Linked DNA regions of Homo sapiens: region 1 is linked to region 2. Evidence: chromatin loops called from intact Hi-C (ENCODE). Cell type or tissue: sigmoid colon. All regions are shown on one strand. Each heading gives the region's core, and the rest is flanking DNA. Links, peaks and the distances in the headings are about the cores only.

Evidence for each region. Peaks named below come from ENCODE experiments on the same cell type or tissue, not always from the same donor. Only the 100,000 strongest peaks of a DNase experiment are listed, where the experiment ranks them.
Region 1: it touches region 2 in a loop (2.3-fold over the local background); 12 of 110 quality-filtered maps call a loop at or near these places.

The regions. Positions count from the first base shown.
Region 1 is chr16:75,356,162-75,359,075 of GRCh38, forward strand. The region is part of intron 5 of CFDP1 (craniofacial development protein 1); the gene reads right to left. Among named protein-coding and RNA genes, the nearest start is that of CFDP1, 76 kb to the right of the region's middle. In sigmoid colon, for the core only: no CTCF peak of the experiment used is centred there; no DNase peak of the experiment used is centred there.
Region 2 is chr16:75,303,706-75,306,619 of GRCh38, forward strand. It overlaps CFDP1 (craniofacial development protein 1), which reads right to left. Exons shown (of 7, transcript NM_006324.3): 6 at 1,319-1,477. Among named protein-coding and RNA genes, the nearest start is that of BCAR1, 54 kb to the left of the region's middle. RefSeq lists an enhancer at 1,447-2,646. In sigmoid colon, for the core only: no CTCF peak of the experiment used is centred there; DNase peaks (open chromatin) are centred at 1,093 and 1,816; H3K27ac peaks cover 2,107 bases.

The DNA.
Region 1 (2,914 bases), core at 101-2,600, 52 kb after region 2:
TCATCAGATAAATCACTATCTACGGCAGCTATAGCCTTATTAAATGTATTTAAGTAATAAGACCATCACAGCTTGTCAGGAGTGAAAATAAACAAATAAACAAGTAACACTTCAAAGTTGAAATTACTTCTTGATCCATGGGCTGCAGAATGGATGTTAACAGTAAACAACACAACATTAATCTTCTTGTACACATCCATCAGAGCATATGGATGACTGGGTACACTGTCAATGAGCAGTAACATTTTGAAAGGAATCTTTCTGTCTGAGCGGTATGTCTCAAAAGTGGGGTTAAAATATTCAGGAAACTATGCTGGAAACAGATGTGCTGTCATCTATGTTTTGTTGTTTCACTTAAAAAACACAGAGTAGATTATAATTCTTAAGGGCCCTAGGATTTTTAGAATGGCAAATGAGCACTGACTTCAACTTAAAGTCACCAGCTACATTAGCCCTTAGCAAAAGAGCCACCTTATCACTCGAAATTTTGAAGCCAAGCATTGACTTCTCCTTCCGAGCTAACTGAAGTCCTAGATGGCATCTTCTTCCAATAGAAAGCTATTTAAAAAAATAATAAGAAGAAAGAAAAAAGAAAAGGCTGTTTCATTTACACTGAAAATCTGTTGTTTAGTGTAGCCACCTTCATCAATTATCTTAGCTGGATCTTCTAAATAACTTACTGCAGCTTCCGCATCAGAACTTGCTGCTTCATCTTGTACTTCCATGTTATGGAAACAGCTGCTTTCTTTCTTTTTTTTTTTTTTTTTTTTGAGACAGAGTCTTGATCTGTTGCCCAGGCTGTAATGCAGTGGCGTGATCTTGACTCACTGCAACCTCCGCCTCCCAGGTTTAAGCAGTTCTCCTGCCTCAGCCTCCCAAGTGCTGGGACTACAGTCGTGTGCCACCATGCCTGGCTAATTTTTGTATTTTTAGTAGAGATGGGCTTTTGCCATGTTGGCGAGGCTGGTCTTGAACTTCTGGCCTCATGTGATCCACCCGCCTTGGCCTCCCAAAGTGCTGGGATTACAGGTGTGAGCCACCTCGACCAGCCTGGAAACAGCTTCTTTCTTTTTTAAAATTATTTTATTTATTTTTAATTTTTAATTTTTTTGAAACGAAGTCTCATCCTGTCACCCAGGATGGAGTGTAGTGGCATGATCTCAGTTCAGTGCAACCTCCACCTCCCGAGTTCAAGCGATTCTCCTACCTCAGCCTCCTGAGTAGCTGGGACTACAGGTGTGCACCACCATGACCAGCTAATTTTTGTATTTTTAGTAGAGACGGGGTTTCACCATATTGGCCAGGCTGGTCTCGAACTCCTGACCTCAACTGATCTACCTGCCTTGACTTCCAAAGTGCTGAGATTACAGGTGTAAGCTCCTGCAGCTGATGAAACAGCTTCTTTCTAAGGAAAGAATCTCATGAACAACCTCTGCTAACTTCAAACTTTTCTCCTGGAGCTTCCTCTCCCTCAGCCTTCATAGAATTGAAGGGTTAAGGCCTTACTCTGGATTAGGCTTTGGCTTAAGGGAATGTTGTGTGGTTGGTTTGATCTTATTCAGACCATTCAAGCTGTCTTCAGATCAGCAATAAAGCTATTTCACTTTCTTATCATTTGTGCGTTCACTGGAGTAGCACTCTTAGCTTCCTTCAAGAACTTTTCTTTTGCATTTACAACTTGGCTAACTGTTTGGTACAAGAGGCCTAGCTTTTAGCCTGTCTTGGCTTTCAACATCTTTTCTTACTAACCTTAAATCATTTCTAGCTTTTGATTTAAAGTGAGAGATGTGACTCTTCCTTTTACTTGAACACTTAGAGGTCACTGTAGGGTTACTAACTAGCCTAATTTCAATATTGTTTTGTCTCAGGGAATACAATATTTACCAAATAAGTTTGTTATCCTATGTGGGTGTGGCTCATGGTGCTCCAAAACAATTACAATAGTATCACCAAGGATTACTGATTGCACACCGCCATAATAATATAATAATAATGAAAAAATTTGAGATATTATGAGAATTACCAAAATAGGACAGAGACATGAAGTAAATACAAGCTGCTGTTAAAATGGCACGGGTAGATATGCTCAACTCAAACCTTCAATGTGTAAGAAACACAGTATCTGTGAAGCACAGTAAAGCACAGTGCCATCAGATGAGGCATGCCTACATATAGGAACTCTCCATGTCATTTTAGCAGCTTTTCTGAAATAATAATCTCTTCAGATATTCAATACAACATTATTCTAAAGCTTTTTTAATAAAAAAATGAAACAGCAAGTTATTAAGTAAAATAAATATTTTACATAAAATGAGGTATTTATTAAAGCTTGATTCTTAACTAGGTATCTTTTAAATATTTTTTATGAAAATGAAAGTGATCATAAAGCACTTCTGCCAAGAGTGGGAGTCTCCAGGAAGAGCATTTGTACAACCAAATTACAAGCTGAATTACCTACTTTTCCCCCATGAACACCATTTTTACCTGAAAAAAATGACTGGCAGATAGACTATGGTTATTCATACTTAAGTATTCGACAGACATTTTCTCTTTTCTCGAAAGTGAACAATGTCTGTCTGTCCAAGACCTGACAGTATCTGCTGGCAGTGATAAATTCTGAGCTTTAGAATTTTGGAAAACTTGTTGCCTACCACCGTGAACTAGACAGCTTCCTTGTGAAGACTTTTGATTGGCACTGATATTAATGAATGTGACTTGTTGAGAATGTCTAATGAAATCAGTCAACGTTAGAAGAGCTGTATAACCCAGTAATCAGCAGTTCTGAAATGATTAATGCATGCTGTTACATCACTGTTCACATTTGGCGTAGTATCACAAAAGGATAACCAAAATTATCAAAACAGCTAGTAAAATACTCCTTCCTTTTCCAACTACATATTTGAGTGAGACTAAA
Region 2 (2,914 bases), core at 255-2,754:
GTGACAGGTGTTCTGTAAAGTGCTTTATGTATATTACATATACGTAAGCAATACATATATTATCTCATGAGATCATCACAACCACATAGTGAGGATGGTATCGTTATCCCAGTTTTATTGGTAAAGGAGCTGAGCCTCAGAGGTGTCCAGTATGCTGGTGGAGAAGAGCTTACTGGTAAGAAGCAGAGCTGCCGAGCAGCCAGGGCTCTCTGGTGGGACACTCAACATTTCCTTTCATGGCTAGGGGTGAGGACTGTTGATTTTGAGCCATGAAGCCACTTCTGTGGTAACTTCCTTAGTGCCTTCTGAGGTCCGTAAGTACTTATGAACACCTTTTCTTTCTTTTCTTTTCCTTTCTCTCTCTCTCTCTCTTTCTTTCTTGATACACAGTCTTGCTCTGTCACCCAGGCTGGAGTGCAGTGGTTCAGTCTTGGCTCACTGCAACCTCCACCTAGTGGGTTCAAGTGATCCTCCTGCCCCAGCCTCCCAAGTAGCTGGGATTACAAGTGTGCACCACTATGCCTGGCTAATTCTTATATTTTTAGTAGGATGGGGTTTTGCCAGGTTGGCTAGGCTGGTCTCGAAATCCTGACCTCAAGTGATCTGCCCGCCTCGGCCTCCGAAAGTGCCAAGATTACAGGTGTGAACCACCATGCCTGGCCACCATTTCTTTCTTGATTTTTTGTTTAATCACCAGTAAGACAAATATGACAAGGAAAGGACCCTTTTTACAACTGAATACGTAGGTTATGAACATTCTCTTTGTATTCCACAGCGAAGAGAAAGAGGTGCAAGTGATGGCCTGGGGTGCTGTCTGAGGGCCTGGCCTATCACACAGGCTATAGCCAAGGGTAAAGCCCCACCCCAGGCCATAATGACACAGACAAAAAAAAATTCACAATAATGCAACATCTAGGCATTCCATTGGCTCAGTTTTTGACGGATCTGAACTAGTTTGGTTTCTCAGAAGGACAAATGATTCAGATAAGGCCAAGGCTGCTACCACAGGCCAGATCCAACCACTAGGCAACTTACAGTTCACTGGAGCTGTAATTCAGCAAATTCAGCTTGGCAGATGTGACTGGCCCCTGAGAGTACTCCTCACATGCCCCGCCTTCCCTCCACCCGCAGTGGCCTTCCCAGTGACAGGCCCTGCCCCACACTGGAACAGAGACTTACTGACAAACCAAAGTGCTCACATTTTTAGTTCCATCATGAAAAGCTCCTGCTTGCTTACAGTGGGCAGTTTGTCTCCAATAAATCATTTGATTTCAGGGTTCTGAGGATTTTCCAAGGCATAAAACCTACTCCTTCTTACCCCTCTTTCCCTCGATTATGGATGGCCAGTTCTTCACCAATCCCCTCTTCCTCCTTGAAGCTCTCCCAGTCCAGTTTGGACTTCTCAAGGGTGCTCATTTTCTGCTTCTTGGCACCAATTTTCCCCAAAAGGCTGCTCATGCCACTTGATCTTTTTAACCTAAGGAAAGAAAATATGAAAGATGTAGCAGGTAAAAACTCTGATCTCTATATTAACAGTTTTTCTGATGCAAATGGGAATCCCCTAGATTGGGGCCATTTATCTTAGTGGAAGCCATGTTCATATTTGGGGCATTTCCTTCCTGGTGTGGAGAGCACTGTAAGTAAACTGGAATTCTAATGTGCTTTTCCTGCTTAACACCACTGTCTGCTCTCCTGAGCTACGAACAGGAAATCCTGCCTTCTTCAGACCTCTGTGGGCTCTGTGTGGCAGGTCTCTGCTTGCAAGGAGGGGAGGAGCAGCGCTTCAGGCAGGGCTTTGGAGTCACATGCCAAGGTCCAACTTCCAGCTTAACTGTGTGACTCTAGGCCAGTTATTTACTGCATGTTCCTTGGTTTCCTAATCTACAAAGCAAATGCTTACTCACAGGCTGTGGTGTATCTTACACGTAAAGGGCTAAAACAGCACTTGGCACAGCGTCAAGGTGCAATAAGCATGAGCCACTCTGAGTCACTGTCATCGTTTAAGCTTAAAGCCCCAGGGGGTTCTTTTAAGAGAAAGAGAACCAGTTCCCAACACTGATGAGTGAAAAGTCACAGTACTGTAAGAGGGTTCTAAAATCAGTTTCCTTTTAACTCCTGTGAGTTGGGCCCTGTTTTTTCCAGGAGGTGGAGAACATTCCTCACTCCGAAAGCTCACACGGGGAATGTACAGCCTGTGCTCCACTTGCTGGTGATGCTATCATGGACAGTGGGAGAAACCCCAGATGCCCAAATTCAAGTCTTGGCAGGTCAAATGTTTCCAGTCATTGTTAAACATATGAAATAAAATAAGAAAAGCAAAATGCAGTTAAGATGGTATGAGGAAAGGTTTGGTCTCTTTATGAAATGAAACGAAATCATCTACCAGCATGTAGGAACTTGGAAGTTATTTTCCGCCTCACGGGGATATGCAAGAAAGTTAAACATTTAAAAACTATGAGCTAATGTCACATGGTCTACTGATAATAATACCTTTACTTGTCTAGAATGTTTGTTCTCCAAGTGCTTTTGTAGCCATGATCTCATCTAACTCTCACTAAGGCCTGTGACACAGGACCCAGTCTCAGAGTTGGAAGGGATCATCTTTGAAATAACCTAGTATCACCCTAACCCATTCTGAAACCCCACGTCCCTGCCGCAAAGCAGCGTGAACGACTACTCACCCCCTCTGCCTGGTGTGAGCCAACAGGCCAACGTCCACACTGAACACCAGACTGCTGGGACTGAACAATGACCCTGAACATTCTCATTCTATTAACTTTAGTAGAGAGGATGTCAACTTCCCTGTTTGGGTCACACCCCAGTACATGCTGAGCTTAAGATCAACTCAGAATGGGCTGGGCAAGCTTCATCATCCTTGTATTAAGTTGGACAAATAAACAAAGTTCAGAGAGGT